Regions from separate parts of the Homo sapiens genome. Here region 2 is linked to region 1. Evidence: read pairs that join two places in POLR2A ChIA-PET (ENCODE). Cell type or tissue: PC-9. All regions are shown on one strand. Links, peaks and the distances in the headings refer to the core of each region. The heading gives the core; the rest is flanking DNA. Region 1 has its middle 230 kb from the start of TFAP2C. Region 2 has its middle 170 kb from the start of TFAP2C.

Evidence for each region. Peaks named below come from ENCODE experiments on the same cell type or tissue, not always from the same donor. Only the 100,000 strongest peaks of a DNase experiment are listed, where the experiment ranks them.
Region 2: POLR2A ChIA-PET joins it to region 1 with 14 read pairs; 4 of 35 experiments call an interaction of 5 or more read pairs at or near these places.

Annotation. Positions count from the first base shown.
Region 1 is chr20:56,851,977-56,861,051 of GRCh38, forward strand. No RefSeq gene overlaps it. Among named protein-coding and RNA genes, the nearest start is that of TFAP2C, 230 kb to the left of the region's middle. In PC-9, for the core only: no CTCF peak of the experiment used is centred there; no DNase peak of the experiment used is centred there.
Region 2 is chr20:56,791,952-56,801,026 of GRCh38, forward strand. No RefSeq gene overlaps it. Among named protein-coding and RNA genes, the nearest start is that of TFAP2C, 170 kb to the left of the region's middle. In PC-9, for the core only: a CTCF peak has its summit at 8,359; a DNase peak (open chromatin) is centred at 4,580.

The DNA of each region.
Region 1 (9,075 bases), core at 428-8,427:
CCAAGATTATAAAATATTAATTCATAGTTATTTTTCTATTCCTTTTAGTTTCACTATTTACATTATTTGTTTGCTTGCTTATTTAACATTTTAATCTTTGGTCCACCAGGAATACATTTTGCCATATGAGGTGAGGCGAGAATCTCAGTTTGTTTATTCAATAGGTCTACTTTTACACTCCCAAGAAAAACTCATTGCTTTGACTAAAATAGGCAGCCAAAAATGTTACAACGTACAGTTGAGCAGATCAGCTCATAAACCTACTTGCCCTTCAGTGACTGAGAGATAGCATGCCGTGTGTCTTAACCATGTAACCGGCGGATGTGATCACGTTAGACTCTGGATTTTTGACAGATGATGCTTTTTTAGGCATTTACTTGGAGGAGATACAGATACTCCAGACAGGACGTTTGCCCATTACACAGCTGCCCCTGCACTAACTCCCCCCACCTCACCTTGCCACCTGTCAAATTACCCCTTTATTCACACGCCTGCTGGGGACCCCTTGGTACATTACCAGTTTTTAAAATGTGATATCAGTTTTGGTGATCTGATTGGCAAAGATGAACGAGGTCAATAACTCCTGCTGTGGCAGCTACGGAGGGAAAAGGGCCGTCTTGATCCTCACTGTTTTGAATGTGTAAAGTGGGGGTAAGGTGGAGGTAGGGGGCTCTCTGCAGAGCGACACCCAGGCTGGGCACTGGTCACTGTGTTGTGGGCCTTACATTCTTTCGCTAGGCCTCCAAACCACCGTTAAGAGGTAGGAACTATCTTTAAGTCCATTTCACAGACAAGACCACTAAGGCACAATGAAGTAACCTGCCCAAGGTCAAGTATCTGGTAACTACAAACCCAGGCTGCCTGGGGTCTACACTACAGCCTTGTTCGGTTTGCAGTGACAGCCTTCAAGTCCTGCTTACTCTCAACCCAACAATTGTCTCTATAGGATTGATCCTAGGGAAAGAGTTGTGGATGGGTAAGCAGATTTGGGATGAGGCTGTGTATCAGAGGGTTGTTTTTTGATTTTGTTTTTGAGACGAGGTCTCACTCTGCCACCCAGGCTGGAGTGCAATGGCATGATCACAGCTCACCCCAACCTCTGCCTCCCGGGCTCAAGCGATCCTCCCATCTCAGCCTCCGAGGGTAGCTGGAGCCAAGGCCTGTGCCACCATGCTCAGTTAAGTTTTTGTTTGTGTTTTTTTGTAGAGACAAGGTTTTGCCACGTTGTGCAGGCTGGTCTCAAACTTCTGGGCTCAAGCAATCCACCCTCCTTGGTCTCCCACAGTGCTGGGATTACGGGCATGAGCCACTGTGCCTGGCCAGGGTTTTTTTCAACAGTGAAAAATTGGAATTAACCTAAAAGCCCATCAATAGTAAATCAGTAAATTCTACTATATAGTATTGCATATCCTGGACTGTGATGCAGTTTTTAAAGAGTTATAAAATCGATATGCTTTTTTGATACATACAATTCCAATATATCATTGCAGTTTACAAATTATAATGTATGGCATGATGTCATTTTTGTTACTAAAAAATATACAGGCATAGAAAAAAAACGGGAGTTGGAGCTGGCCTTGCCGGCCTCAGCACTAGTGACATTTTGGGCTGGACGGCTTTTCGTTATAGGGGTGTGTCTTGTGTGGCATGTTTAGCAGTATCCCTGGACTCTATCCACTAGTTGCCAGCAACATTTCTCACTACTGGGGGCCCTAGTTGTGACAACAAAAAATGTCTCCAGTCATTGGCAAATGTCCCCTGGGGGGCAATGTCACCCAGTTGAAAACTACTGGGTTAGGGCCGGGCGTGGTGGCTCACGCCTGTAATTCCAGCACTTTGGGAAGCCGAGACCGGTGGATCACTTGAGGTCATGAGTTTGAGACCAGCCTGGTCAATATAGTGAAACCCCGTCTTTACTTTAAAAAAAAAAAAAAAAATTAGCTGGGCGTGGCAGCAGGCACCTGTAATCCCAGCTCCTTGGGAGGCTGAGGCAGGAGAATTGCTTGAACCTGGGAGGCGGAGGTTGCAGTGAGCCGAGATGGCGGCACTGCACTCCAGCCCAGGTGACAGAGCAAGACTCCATCTCAAAAAAAAGAAAAGAAAAGGAAACTACTGGGTTAGAACTTCCTCCTTGTCTCCTCCCTCCCTCCCTCCCTCCCTCTTTCTTTCTTTTCTTCCTTCCAGTTTCTGCTCAAATGTTATCTCCTAAGAGGCAATTCCTGGACCGCTGCTGAAACAGCGCCCTTCCTTCCCTGCCAGCACTCTCTGTCCCTTGTCCTCTGGGCCTTCCCTGATAGTGCACAGCACATGGCCCTATTTATTTTCTGTCTCCTGCACTGGATTGGAAGCTCCCCAAGGGCAAGGGCCTTGTCTTGTTCCCTTCTGTATATTTCCTGGCTGAGGACAGTGCTCCGTTCACTGTAGGTGCTCAGCAAGTGTGTGTTGAATGAGAAAATACCTCTGTGCCGAGCCAGCATTTTCAAGGCCCTGCTGTGCACCAGGCTCGCTTTAAGCGCTTTACACCCATGAACTCATGTAATTCCCCTGAAACTTCTGGGAAGTGGGTTCCATTATTACCCTGGTTTACAGATGAGGAAACTGAGACCAAAAAGGTTATGGTGTAGCTGGCCAAGGTGACATCTTTCTAGGTAGCTGAGCAGGATTTGTTCTTCAAACGCTGCTAAGATGAACATGCAGGATCCCACAGATCCTTGCACATTGGTGGGAGGAAAGACATTGGATACTTTCTGCATGTTGGGGGTGAAAGAGTCGTGCATTTTAAATTTTGAGTGCAGTGCTTAAGAGCTTTCCCTGAAGCCCTCCTCAATTTGCACTTCCTCCAACAGTGTCCTGAATTCATTTTAGTAGAAGAGACATGAGAACACCAACACACAATAACACGGTGTTCTTTATTTTTATTATCATTATTTGATACAGAGTCTCACTCTGTCACCCAGGCTGGAGTGCAGTGTCACAATTTCGGCCCACTGCAACCTCTGCCTCCTAGGTTCCAGCGATTCTCCTGCCTCGGCCTCTCGAGCAGCTGGGACCACAGACGTGCGCCACCATGCCAGGCTAATTTTTTGTATTTTTAAAAGAAACGTGGTTTCACTATGTTGGCCAGGCTGGTCTCAAACTCCTGGCCTCAAGTGATCCGCCCACCTTGGCCTCCCAAAGTGCTGGGACTACAGGTGTGAGCCACCGTGCCTGGCTGACATGATGTTCTTATTGAGAGTTTGTAGGTAGAGCACAGGGACTCTCTGAGCTCTGAGGGACAGGAGGGGGTTGTCGCCAGGCTAGGCTCCCCACTTAGGGATGCTTGTCCTGGTTTGCTCTTGGAACCCAAGCATCCCCCTACCCCAGGACAATGGCCACAATTCAGACTGATAGCACTCCGAGCTGCCTGGCTCATTGGTGGCCACAGCGTGCTCATCTGCCCACTGGTTTTCAGTGTCACAGTCAGAGCTGAGAGTGGCCACCTAAGGGCGGGGCTGCTGCTGCTGCTGTTTGTCCAGCCACTGAGCAAGGGAGGAGGGGGGACATCAGGATCACACCAGGCCTTCTGCCCAGAACGTCTCCCCCTGCCTTCCCAGGACCGACCCTTCTCACCCTCCAGGTCATGACTGGGCTGCTCCCTCCTCCAAGAAGCCCACTTTGAAACCATGCATCTGCAGTGGGTTGAAGGGTTCCCCCAAGAGACACGACCACCTGAAACCTCAGAATGTGAGCCCATTTGGAATAAGAATCTTTGCAAATGGCAAGGTTCTTGAGATGAGATCATCTTGGAGCGTGGTGGCCCTGAGTCCAGTGGCGAGTGTCTTTATAAGAGATGGAAAAGGAGAAGAAACAGAGAGGCATGAGGAAAAGGTCGTGGGGCCGCAGAGGCAGAGGCTGGAGCAATGCGTCTGTAAGTCAGGGAAGCCAGCAGCCAGCAGTGGCTCGGGGGAAACATAGATCAGACTCTCTCTCACCACCTCTGAAAGAAACCAGTCCTGTTGACATTTTGATTTCCAACTTCTGTCCTCCAGAACTGCGAGAAAACAATTTTTTTTTCAAGCCACCAGATTTGTTATGGCCACTCCAAGAAATAAATATAGTATGCCCACCTCCACATACCAGCTTTGGCAATTTGGGGCAATTTGGCTTGCACTTAGGCAGGTTACTTCTACCCCTCAGCCTCAGTCTTCCCATGTGAGAAATGGGACTTTAGCCACACCCGTGTGCTGTCGTGGTGAAGACTAAATGAGGTAGTAACTACACGGACTCATCTGGGAGCCTGCCACCTGGTAAGTGCTCCATGAATGTTAGCTACTTTTTTTTTTTTTTTGATCAATCTAGAATGTGTCCCCAGAGATCCTGAGTTAGAATCGAAACCAAGGTCAAAGCACATTCTCCATTTGGTTCTGTGCACAGTGAGGTTTTTGGGCCATCAGGTTCCAGCACAACAACAAAAACATGGAAACCACCCAATGCTCACCCCGAGGGGTGGGTCACTGACCTCATGGTGCAAGGGAATCACGTGCAGCCACTGAAGGGACATTTAGAAAACATTTTTGCCCAGCGTGGAGGCTCACGCCTGTAATCCCAGCACTTTGGGAGGCTGAGGCAGGCGGATCACTTGAGGTGAGGACTTTGAGACCAGCCTGGCCAACATGGTGAAACCCTGTCTCTACTAAAAATACAAAATTAGCCGAGTGTGGTGGCGTGCACCTGTAATCTCGGCTACTTGGGAGGCTGAGGCAGGAGAATTACTTGAACCTGGGAGGTAGAGTTTGCAGTGAGCCAAGATCGTGCCACTGCACTCCAGCTTGGGGAACAAGAGCAAAACTTCATCTCAAATAAAAGAAATTTTTTTTTGATAATACGGAAACATTCTTGGTAATAACATTAAGTGGCTAAAAGAGGTATAGAAAATTGTATGTGCAGAATGATTACAATTATGCAGAAATAAATACCACGTTTCTGTTGAGAGAAAGAAAACACACAAAAAAGTCACAGGGAAGCAATTTAAATCCATACATATGGGAAGGAGAAAGGAAGGAAAAAGGAAGGGAAAGGAGAAGGGAGCGGGAAGGAGGGAGGCCCACAAGAGACGCAGGAGTAGCCAGTACTCCTTACTGCTGCAGTAACATTAAGCCATCACAGGTGTGTATCGCAATTAAGCTCTTCCGAAATCTTTCCCATCCTTTATTCCAACCCATTTGGCAGTTTTAATAAACTCTCTGAGCTTCAGTTCCCTTATCTAAAATGCTACCTGCAAACCCAGCTGCACTCCACTTTGTGCTCATGGGCAATCTCCTTCATTTCTATTGGCCTCTGTTTTCCAATCTATAAAATGGGGATGTTAAAAGCACTCCCTCACTGAGTGGTTGACACCGTCTCAGACCTGGGCCTGGCACATAGTAGGTGCTCAATAATCTCGAGCTGCTGTTATTTCATATGGGACACGAGCCTGGTGGATCACTGCTGGCAAGGCCAACTCCTTAGGGCTGTCTTCTCGTCCTCTGGAGAGACCCAAGGGTTGAGAAGATCCCCTGGTACCCCACAGACCTCCATGGCCAGAGGGCAGATGAGAAGGTGGGAGAGGGCACCCATTCAGTGTTCCCACCGGGGACAGCCTCATTTCATCTTGGCACAAGACAACTTCCTGGTTCAAAGACCAAAGGCCTTGAAAAAGAAAGGAGAAAGGGTTCCTGGACATCAAATGTTTCTTACAAACACTGTTTTGATGGTTTAAATGTAAACAAATCTGAAACATATGGATTACATTTCTCCTGAAGGGCTTAAAAGTTAAAGGGGAAAAAAGGGAGTTGTCTCCAGCCAAATTCATGTTGATTTTTGCCAATCTCCAGGATCTTTGGGAAATAATTGGAGACATGTCCTCACACCCCAACTAGTGCTAAGCTGTAGCTTTTTTTTTAATTGCTGTTATGACTCACTGTTGAGTTGGTGATTATTTTTATCCAGTTAATGAAGGTAATCTATAAATTACCACTGACCCAGATTCAGATTCATTATTTAATAAGATTTAAATTACACACCCAAGTTCGCTCAGAAGCAGCGGGCTGGAGCTTCTTTCTGAACAGCATCTGTTTGTTCTCAAAAGTCCTGATGCTCAGATGTTCTGATCACCGCCTCCCTGCCCCCATTTGAGCGTGTGGCCTATATAGTGTGACATTTGGGGCCACCTGGCCAGTTTCCAGGCCCTGTTCCTGCACATGCTCTGTGAGTATTGGCCCTGGACCAATACGTGGGAATTCCCAAGGCTGCCACCCAGCTTCTGCCTCTGTCAAACACTTGCAGGGTGCCTTTGGGCGACCTCTGGTCCCTCCGTGGGCCTTGGTTTCTCCCTGTATGGCACGTTCTTTATGGGGGTTCTTAGTACCGTTACACCAAGTTAGGGTTTCCCAAGGCGTGTCCCGTGGGGCCCTGGTCCCACGGGTGCTGTCTAGAGGGGCTCCTTCCTTAAACACCCTTGAGCATGGCTACAGAATCCACAACTGTAGATTCACAAGGGCATACCATTAGGGTCAAAGTCACCATGTCAGACCCCCTGAAAAGGTCATAGATTCCAGAGAGCTCACCCTCTCCTGCCTGCTTTCTGCCTTCTTTTACCCATAAGGGTCCTTTTACCCAAAGGGCCTGGTCAGGACCTGACCCTGCCTTCTCAGTCCCTCTAAGGGCTCCCCTTGTCCTTAAAATGAAATCCACTTTCCTGAGCTTGCAGGGGTCTGCAGGGTCTGCACCCAGAGGCAGCTTCATGGACAAGCAACCTGGGCAGTTGCACAGAGGGACTCCATGCTTGATTTAATGCTATCTTGTCTCGTCTTGAAATTCTTTCTAAGTTTGCCTGAGAGGCTCTGCAAATCACGTAGCCAATCCTGCCAGAACCCTAGCACACCTTCAGCACTGACCTTTCCCTCTCTCTGTCCTTTTTGCTCTTCTGCCTCTGTGCTGACTGGACCCTAAGCCCTGAGTGAATGTCAGTGTTTGACCAAGAAACACTTTCTCTGTAGGGCTTCTCCCCTCTTCCTTCAGAGGGACCTGTTCATCCTTCAGGTCTCAGCTCAGACGTCACCCCTCAGAAAGGCCTTTCTGTCCTCCACCAGCGACTGCATTAAGCACGTAGCTCATCCCTGTGCAGCACTATTGGGAAACACCTGATTGGTTTCCTTGCTCACTCTTTATCCTCCCTCACCACGTGGTGAGCATGGGGAGGGCAAGGGCCTTCCTTCCTTGAGGACACAGCCCATGTGCCCCCCACACACGGAAGCTCCTGTCTTGGTCAAGAAACTGGCTCCATTTCCCCAGCCAAGCATGTCTCATATTCCTGTGTCTCCTGGGGGAGGTGGGGTGTTGAGCCCCAGCTCTGAGCTCCAGCGGGAGCAGGTGGTGAAGGAAGAGATACCCTGCTCTGGGGTGCACCCCCAATACCTGGACTTGTTCTGAGCTCCTGCGGGGAGTCCCAGCCACAGTGACTCCCAGGACCCTGGACCTTCTTCCCTCCCCTTTGCTCCTTCTTGCAGCTCCTCCTACCCCCATCCTCCCCGAACCCTTTTTCTGCCCTTCAAGCTTCATTGCCTCAGGACTCCCTTTTATCTCATCAGTTTCAAAGCTGCCTCCCAATGAGATGATCACGGTTTCCTTTGCCCCTTCTCTGGGCCCTGCCACTGGGGGCTGCTGGCATGGGAGCTTTCGCTAGTGTCCCTGGATGCTTATTTTTTCACCGAACAATTATCTCTTTTTTTAATGGGCAAGGCTAAGTTTATTAAAGTCGCAGAAGCGAGTAGATGTAAAAGGACCATATTAGGAAGTGAATGGCCTGGGCACAGGCTGAACCAGGACCACAGAGGCTGTTCTCAAGACAGCAGGAATTAGGAAACTCAGCTCACTCCCCCTCACCCACCCCAAGCTTCTCACACTGGAATTCCCCTCGGGGTGGGGGCGGGAGAGGGGGGGAACAGTGAAGGGAGGTGGGTGGGAACCGGTTTCAAGTCACCACTGTCTGGGAAAAGGGCTGCGGCCTTGAGCAAGGAAAATGACCAACTTGTCCCTGTTTGCCTGGGACTCCTCTGGATTCTACATCCCAAGTCCCAGGTTCTGGGAACCCCTCAGTCCCAGGCAAACCCTAAAAAGGGTTGGAACAGGCTCCACCTCACACTGCTGCTCCCTGGGGCACACCCGGAGAGGCCGGCTCTCTCCCAGCCCCTCCCCTCTCAGCCCCTCCCCGTCCCCCTCGCCTTCCCGTCCCCATCCCCCTCCTCGTGGGGAAAAGCTTCAGCCAGATTTCCACACCCACCTGCACAGGGCCCTCCTTTGCCCCCTGCAAATGTCAGTGTGTCCTCATTCCCCTTAGAGCAGGTCCACGGCCGGAGGCTGCCCAGAGGAGACTGGGGGTGTCTGTGCCTGTGCATGGCGGCGTCCACCCCAGAACCCCCAAATACATGCATATAAAGCTCTGAGGAGCACTGTGGCCCTTTGCTGACAGTCAAGGGTTTGCATCTGGTGGGGAAGTTTGTTTTGTTCTTTTTTTCTTCATTTTATTTGTATTTGTTGTGAAATACACAGAACATGAAATTGGCCATTAGCTACTTCTGAAGAGTACAGTTCCACCGTGAAGAGCTCATTCCCATTGTTGTGCAACCCATCTCCAGAACTGTTTTCATCTTGCAAAACTGAAACTGCAAACCCATTAAACACTAACTTCTCATCCTCCCTCCCGCTCCCCCTGGCAACCCCCATTCTCCAGTCTGTCTCTATGAATTCGACAACTCTAGGTAAGTGGAATCATACGGCATTTGTCCTTTTGTGCCGGGCTTATTCACTTAATATAATGTCCTCAAGGCTCATTCATGTTTAGCATGTGTCAGAATTCTCTTCCCTTCTAAGGCTTAAGTAATATTTCATTGTATTAGTGGGCGCATTTTGTTCTTCCATCTACCCTTCAATGGACCTTTGGGTTGCTTGCATGGGGAAGGTTTTTAATTTTTCCCCTCCCTGGGCACCAAAGCTGAGATAGACAAGGGCATCTAGATGCCCTAGGGGAGGGGCAGCTGGAGTCCCGGTTAAAAAGAG
Region 2 (9,075 bases), core at 489-8,488, 60 kb before region 1:
GGTAGTGACATCGGGCTAATTTTTGGAACCCGTAGCTGCACACCTGTTATAGGATGGCAACCAATGTGCTCTCAGGTGCTAGGCAGGTAACTTAAACAACTAGGTAGGTAGGCAAAAATAAGTCTCAGGGCTTCAGTGAACTGTGGGGTTCAAACCACTCCTAAGACTTTCTAATTCAAATAAAAAATAATTTTTTTTTTTGTTTTTGAGAAAGGGTCTCACTTTGTTGCCCAGGCAGGAGTGCAGTGGCATGATCATGGTTCACAGCAGCCTTTGTCACCTGGGCTCAAGTGATTCTCTCACCTCAGCCTCTTGAGTAGCTGGGACCACAGGTATGAACCACCAAGCTCAGCTAATTTTTGTATTTTTTGTAGAGACGGTTTCACCATGTTGCCCAGGCTGGTCTCAAACTCCTGAGCTCAAGCAATCTGCCCATCTCAGCCTCCCAAAGTGCTGGGATTACAGTTGTGAGCCACTGCTTTCAGCCAAAATGCAGTATCTTTAGAGTTTGGGGTTGGGTTTGTGACTTTTGACATATCAATCAGAATTCTTTAGTTGCAAGCAACAGAAATGGACTCTTCTAGGCTGAATAATGCCTCCCCCACCCCCACCAAAGATGTCTATGATCTCATTCCTAGAACCTGTGAATCTTACCTTACAAAGGGACTTTGCCGATATGGTCAAGTTAAGGATTTTGAGATGAGGAGATTATCCTGGATTATTAAGGTGGGCCCACGGAATCGCAAGGGTCCTTGCGAAGGGGAGGCAGGAGGGTCAGTCCAGAGTAGGAGATGTGCTGGAGGCAAGGAAGGAGCCAGGAGCCAGGGAAAGCAGGCGGCCTTTGGAAGCCGGGAGAGGCAAGGAAACAGATTCTCTCCACTGTTTTCAGCAAGAACGCAGCCCTACTGATGTTTGACTTGAGTCTAGTGAGGTTGATTTTGTCCTTCAGACCTCCAGAACTGTAGGAGAATACATTTGTGTTGTTTTGAGCCACAGAGTTAGTAGTAATTTGTTCCCACACCAATAGGAAACCAATACACTAGCAAAAAAGGAATTTTTTTTTTTTTTTAAGACAGAGTCTCACTCTGTTGCTGAGGCTGGAGTGCAGTGGCATGATCTTGGCTCACTGCTACTTCTGCCTCCCAGGTTCAAGCGATTCTCCTGCTTTGGTCTCCTGAGTAGCTGGGACTACAGGTGTATGCCACCACGCCCAGCTAATTTTTGTATTTTTAGTAGAGACGAGGTTTCACCATGTTGGCCAGGATGGTCTCAAACTCCTGACCTTAAACTCCTGATCTGCCTACCTCAGCCTCCCAAAGTGCTGGGATTACAGGCATGAGCCACCGTGCCTGGCTGAAAAAAGAAATTTATTAAGAGAACTTGTAGTAGCCTCTAACTCCAACTAAAAACAGAAACTCCAAAAGGGAGTTCCAGAGGGAGCTGTGGCTCTAGAGAGCAGGCACAAAGAACAGTCCCGCAGGGCACCTCCGCTGGGATGAAAATCAGCATTTCCCATCCGTTCTGAGGCTGCTCAAAATTCAAGTTCCAAGGAGAGAGTCTGGCTGAACTTGGGGCCAGTGCCCATGCCTTGGAGAGGGAGGACATCATAACTGAGAGTCTTGGTGGGCTGGAAGTTGCCCAGAGCACAATCAGATGCCATGACTGGAAGAAGGGGTCAGCGCCCGTCCATGGGAAAGAGAGCCGATCACTCATTTTGAGTCTGTTGCCCACCCTTTGTCCAGTCTGCTTTGGCCAGGGTGGGGGCATGGACAACCAGGATGGCAGTTGGGACCCTCCTCTTTAAGGACAAGGGCTGGGCAGACACACTGCTGTGGCCTAGATCATTCCCAGCTATGTTCTACCCTTAGTAAGCCCAGCTGTGGGTGCTTTCTGATTAGAAATCTGAATTCTCAGCCTCGGGGAGGGCGGTCCAGCCCTACTGACCTCAGCTTGTGGTCTGCACCCCATGCTGATTCTTGCTGGGATTAGGGTCACCGTCTCCTAACTGGCCCCGGTTTTGGAACTTTTCTCTCTAGCCTCCCATCTTTCCAACATGTGTCCAGTTTTCTTCCACAATATAAACACATTAATTCTTCCCGGAGTGCTGAGGGGCCATGACCATGATGATCTCAACACTCTGGGCATTTTGGGCCAGATGATTCTCTGCTGGGGTGCGGTGGGAACATCTCTTGTACATTGTAGGATGTTGAGCAGCACCTCCAGCCTCAACCCGCAAGATGCCAGCAGCACCCTCCCCGAGAGTGTGACAACCAAAAATGTCTCCAGATGTTGCCAAATGTCAAGGGCAGTACCGGCCCTGCTTGGGAACCTCTGGTTGGAAGGATCTCTCTATTTCCACCACCTCTCCCACCATCCCAGCATCCCTCCCTCAGCCACGGTTATCATTGGTGTCTCAGTTCCCACCCTTGATTTCTTCCAGTCTATTCCCCAGAACCTGCCAGGGAGATGTTTTCTGGAAAGAAAACCTGATCTCCCGTCACTCCTTTGTCTGAAACTCTTCTAGTCTCCATGGTGCTCTTGGCTAACATCCCACCATTCGCTGTCTCCTATCAGCTCTTCCAATTTCGCCAGCCTCATGGCCCATGCCCCTCCCCGCTCCCCTTTAAGCTTCAACCACACACTGACCTTCTCTGGGTCCCCTACTGGGTTTTTCCACTCCAGGGCCTTTGCACATTCTGTTTCCTCCCTTTTTTTTTTTTTTTTTTTTAAGACAGAATCTTGCTCTGTCACTCAAGCTGGAGTGCAGTGGTGCAATCTCAGCTCACAGCAACCTCCGCCTCCTGGGTTCAAGCCATTCTCCTGCCTCAGCCTCCCCAGTAGTTGGGATTACAGGGGCGCACCATCATGCCCAGCTAATTTTTGTATTTTTAGTAGAGACGGGGTTTCTCCATGTTGGTTAGGCTGGTCTCGAACTCCTGACCTCGTAATCCACCCACCTCAGCCTCCCAAAGTGCTGGGAGTATAGGCGTGAGCCACCGTGCCTGACCATTTTTTTTTTTTTTTTTTTTTTTGAGATGGAGTCTCACTCTGTCACCCAGACTGCAGTACAGTGGTGCGATCTCGGCTCACTGCAGCCTTCACCTCCCAGGTTCAAGTGGTTCTCTGCCTCAACCTCCCAAGTAGCTGGGATTACAGGCACCCGCCACCACGCCCGGCTAATTTTTGTATTTTTAGTAGAGACAGGGTTTTGCCATGTTGGCCAGGCTGGTCTCCAACTCCTGGCCTCAAGTGATCTGCCTGCCTTGGCCTCCCAAAATGCTGGGATTACAGGTGTGAGCCACCATGCCCAGCCTGTTTCCCCTCTTTGGAAAACTCTTCCTGCCACTCTTTCCTTCATTAACTTACTCATCTTTGAGACCTGTTTCACTTAGGAATGCTTTTGGCTAAAATTATAGTGGTTTAAACAAAAACAGACATATTTTTCTCCCATAACAAAAAATCTGGAGGCGGCTGGTTTCTAGTATTGGTTCTGTGACTTGGGGCTGCTATCTCTGCGATTCTCTTTGCTGTTCCCTCAGGGTCACAAGACGGCTGCCTCAGCTCCAGCTATCTCATTCCCATTTAAGGCAGGAAGAAGGACAGTGGAGCCAGCTGACTTCAGCTTGCATCTCATTAGTCACAATTGTTCATGGCAACCCCAGCTGCAGTGGAGGCTGGGAAAGTGTTTAATTCTTGCAGCCTTGATAGAAGGAATGAGTAAAGGAGAATGGGGTTGGGAATGGCTGTCCATTAAGTATTGGTTTAAATGTCACTTCCTCCAGGAAGCCTCTCTTGATTCCCTAAACCAGGTCTGATAATCCTATTACATGCTCTCCTTGTAGATAGTACCTCTCTGTCATACCCTTATCACCACCTATAGTTTTTTTTTTTTCAATTTTTTTTTTTTTTTGAGATGGAGTCTCACTTTGTCGCCCAGGCTGGAGTGCAGTGGCACAATCTCAGCTCACTGCAACCTCCGCCTCCCGGGTTCAAGCGATTCTCGAGTGTCTCAGCCTCCTGAGTAGCTGAGATTACAGGCGTATGCCATCATGCCCAGCTAATTTTTGTATTTTTAGTAGAGACGGGGTTTCATTCTGTTGGCCAGACTGGTCTCTTACTCCTGACCTCAAGTGATCCACCTGCCTTGGCCTCCCAAAGTGCTGGGATTACAGGCGTGAGCCACCATGCCCTGTCTAAAACCTATAGTTTATTAATTTGCTTGTATAATCGATTAATAGGCATCTGTTTCTTCTTGGGGCTGGGAGTTTAGTTCATGAGTTCACTCCTGTTTCTCTAGCCCCTAGCATTGTGCCTGGCACCCAGTAGGGCCTCAGTAACTATTTCTGGTCTATACTAACTGCTGCCAAGTAATTCTTCCCGGAGCACTGAGGGACCATGACCTTGGCTGGCCCAGGACCCCCTCTGACTCCCAGGGGAAGGACAGACAAGAACCTCCTTTAATCAGGTGCCTCCCCAGCAGTGGCCAAGCCTTGCTCTGGCAAGCTTTCTATGCCGCCCAGGTTTCTGGAATGGGTCCATCAGAGTTTCAATTGCACCTCTGTTGGCCACAGCATTGATAAGGAGAGGAAGCTTGTATGCAGATCAGTTCTGAGATACTGCACAGAAAGGAAGCTACTTCTGTTGCGTCACCCTGTGCCCTGGGAGGATTGAGGATCCGCAGGACCCAGGGCTGATCCCCACCCACCTCATCTCTGGCTTCTGCCTGCCAGGTGGGACTTTTAGGTTTTCTTATTTCTTTTTATTAATTGATCCAGTTATTTCACATGTGATTTGTAATTTTCACTTAAAATGGAAAATGTGAGTGACATCAAGCATTGGCTTTCTGCATATTTATTGGGTATCCATTGTGGGCTGGTGGTGGAAATTCAGAGGTGAACAGGAGGTTGCTGCCATCCTTGCCCCCTTAGGAACTGCAGTTCAGCTTGGGAGACAGACAAAGGCATTAATCACAGATATAGATAAATGAAAAATTGCAACTCTCATAAGCCTTGTGAAAGAGAAGAAATGAAATAGATATAATTTTGTATTTGTCCATTATGCCTTAATAAAGCTGGGGGAAAGAAGAGAAGAAATGGTGCCAGAGAGTCTATGAAAGGGATTCTCCTTAGGGAAGTTAGAAGAGGCTTCCCTGAAGCTGCAATGAAATGAGCTCATGCAGGAAGGAAAATAGGGGCCAGACAGGTGAGCAGGCCCAGAAGGTGCGTTTCAGGCCACGGGAAGAGCCAGGGCAAAGGCCCTGGGATGAGGCTTAACATGCCACAGTGGTTTCCTGAGCTGTTACAACAAATTTCCATGAACTTAGTGGCTTAAAACAACAGATATTGATTCTCTCACAGTGCTGGAGGCCAGAAGTCTGAAATCCAGGTGTCAGCAAAGCCATGTTCCTCCTGGAGGCTCTAGGGGAAAGATCCTTCCTTGCCTCTTCCAGCTTCTGATGGTTGTCAGCAACCCTTGGCGTTCCATGGTTTGAAGACGCCTTACTCCAGTCTCTTCCTTTTTCACACGGCCTTCTCCCCTGTGTCCCGGTGCCTCAAACCTCCTTTTTCTTTCTTTCAAAAAGACACAAGTCGGCCAGACGCGGTGGCTCACGCCTGTAATCCCAATACTTTGGGAGGCCGAGGTGGGCAGATGAGGTCAGGAGTTCGAGACCAGCCTGGCCAACATGGTGAAACCCTGTTTCTACTAGAAATATAAAAATTAGCCAGGCCTGGTGGCGGGCACCTGTAATCCCAGCTACTCAGGAGACCGAGGCAGGAGAATCGCTTGAAAGTGGAAGGCGGAGGTTACAGTGAGCCGAGATTGTGCCACTGTACTCCAGCTTGGGTGAGAGAGCGAAATTCTGTCTCAAAAAAAAAAAAAAAAAAAAAAAAAAAAAAAAAAAAAAAGACACAAGTCATTGGATTTAGGGCCCATCCTAAATCCAGGATGATCTTGTATCAAGGTCTTTAACTGAATTACTCCTGCCAAGACCCTTTTTCCAAGTATTGTTTCATTCACAAGTATGGGGGGTTAGGACTTGGACATATGTTTTTGGGGACATTATTCAATTCACTACATGAGTCTGAGAAATTGAAAGCAGACTCACATGGATGGATTGTAAGGAGCCCGGGGTCCTGGCATGGGCTGAGGCAAATCTCACAGGCATGAAGCCATGCTAAGGGGACTGGAGCTGCTAAAGGACTTTATGAAGGAAAGTACCGGAATTTGATTTGTTCTTTATAACAATCTCAAGGGCCACAAAGTATAGAATTTACAGGAGGGGGCAACATGGGTGAGGGCGATCTATTAAGAGGTTGCTGAAGCTATCAGATGAAATGCTGGTGTCTGTGTCTTTGTTTAGGGACTGAAGGGCCAGATGGAGAAAGAAAAACACATGTAAGGGGTATTTTGGAGATGATGGATTTGATCTGGAGTGTGAGGAAGAGAGAGGGGTCAAGGATAACTTCTGCATTTCTTTCTTTGCTGTGAAACTATTTGGGATGTGGACTTTTGGGAGAGGTGCAGATTTTGGGGGAAGATCTTGAGTTCAGTTTTGAATCTGTTGAGTTTGAGGTGTCTGTGGTTGATGGCTTTCACAAATGGTCCCACTTATTCTCTCCCAGTGTTCACACCCCTTTGCAATGTGACTTTGCAGTTCCTCCATTGAATGGAGGAGTCAATTTTCACATCCCTGGGCTGGCCTTGTGACATGTTTGGCCTGCAGGATGTGGAAGACGGGACACCCTGCCAGCTATAAGCCTGTCTCAGGAGTCCTTACAAGCTTCCACTAACTCTTTTAGAGCCCTCCAGGATCTCCAAGTGGACAGGCTCATGCTGACCTGTTGAATGATGAGAGACCACATGGAGCAAGATGAGCCATCCCAGCTGAGCCCATCCTAGGCTACCTGGCTCTAGCTGACCTTGAATGAGATCAGCCAAGATCAAAATAACTATCCAGCTAATTCCAGCCTGAGTTACTAACTTCAGAATCATGAGCAAACTAGCTGGATTTTAGGGATGGTTTATTATGCACCAGTAGCTGATAAAGTCCCTTGAGCCAGCCAAATAGAGATGGGAAAAGGCAATCAAGTAGTTGGACGTACAAGTATAGGGTTCAGATTTGAGATTTAGGTAGGAGAAACAAATGTGTGTATCTCCTGGATAGAAGGAATAAGTTTGTGAAGGAGACAGAAAAGGAGTGGCTGGAGAAGTGGCAGAGAAACTAGGAGAAGCCACAGAAGGAAGAAGTTGTGGACAGTGTCAGCTCCTGCTGAAGGTTTAACTGGATTTTAAAGCAAGGGACAGCATGAGCACAGTGAGTGGAGGCATGGCTGGAGATGGCCCAGAGATCCCTCACCTGTTAGGGTGAAGCCAAAGCCTGACCCTGAAAAGTTCTCGATCGTCTATTTACAATTTGCTTAGTTTTTTGGGAAGAATTGATTTTTGATTGCACAAGTGAGGTGATTGCAAAAACAGCCACAGATTCTTCCCATCCCTGTTTGTGTGCCCTTTGCAATGACTTTGCAGGAACTTTCAAGAGGTATCCACCCCATGTATCTGGCTGGAACACATGACTTGCTTTGGCCAATGGGACAATAACAGCCATGACTTAAGTAGAGGCTTGAAGAGTGTATGCATGAAGCTTCCTTCTGTGTTCTCAGGATCCCTGCTATGGCCCCAGCGTGAAGAAGCCAAGACTAGCCTGCTGGGTAATGAGAGATAGATGGCCCAGTGATTCCTGCTTCCTAGCCAATAGCCAGCAAGCCCCAGAAGCAGAGCCACCTAGGTAAATGGCAGATGACTGCAGACACTTGGAGGAGCCCACCCAAGATCAGCAAAAGAACTGCCCAGTTGAGCCTGGCCCAAAATGCTGACCCTCAGAATCATCAGCTAAATATGCAATTTATATTTTAAGCCACAGTTTCTTATCCATAGAGTGGAAGTAATAATAGTGTTTTCTTACTAGGGTTTTTATATAGATTAATTAGAGTAACTGAGACATGTAAAGTTCTGAAAACAACACCTCGCACAATAAATGTTGATTCTTCTTTTATAATAATAATCACCACCATCTCCTCCTCCTCCTTCCACCATATTTCCAGATATAGAAAAATCCACTTTGTAGTCTTTCTGCTACTGAAGAACATTTAGATTATCTGTGTTTTTGCCATGAACATCCTTGTACTTGCCTCTTTGAGTGTTTCTGCAAGTTTGTCTCCAGGGTAGATACGGAGAAGGAGAAGAACTGGATCATAGAGCATATGTGTCTTGAATTTTAAAAGATATTCTCAAATTTATGCACCTCCCAGCAGCAAGGGGGCTCCCATTTCCTCCACACTCACACCTGTACTTGCTGTCACCAGAAATGCTGCCTCTCTGTTTTACTTTGCCTTGCTCCAACTTCTCGTGAAGTTGGCCGTCTTTTGCATGTTTGTTGTTTGTGGTTCCCTTAAATGGGCTGACTTCCCTTCAGAGCCTCTTCCCTCGGGAAACCCTGCCTCTCACATAGGCCCCAACTTGGGTCATTTATATTCCTCCCTGTTCCAGTGAAGTCTCTGAATTGTAAGGAGCAGAACCCAGATAGGTAGTTCAAGTAAGAAGAGGGTCTGCTGAAAGAAGCTGGCAAAATCTCATGGAACTCAAGGCAGGAAGGATGGGCCCAGTTCTTACAGAAACTGGGCAGTTGTTATTTCTTTTTCTCTGGGACCCTGCGGGCTCTCTCCTCTCTCTCTGCCCCTTCCCCTTCTTCTTCCATCATTAACCTGATCTGTTCAATTGCTGGAGGAAGGAACCTGATTGGATGAGCCCTGTCAGTGGGTTGGCTCCCTTTTGGTCCGGTGCTCATCCTGCCCAGTTGGCTGCAGCTGCTTGGAGCACAGGGCTCCTGCTCCCTCTCCCTCTCCCTCTCCCTCTCCCTTTCTTCTTCCTCCTCTTCCTCCTCCTCCTCCTTCTTCTTCTTTTTCTTTTTCTGATGGAGTCTTGCTCTGTTGCCCAGGCTGCAGTGCAGTGGTTCAATCCCGACTCACTGCAACCTCTGTCTCCTGGGTTTAAGCAATTCTTGTGCCTCAGCCTCCT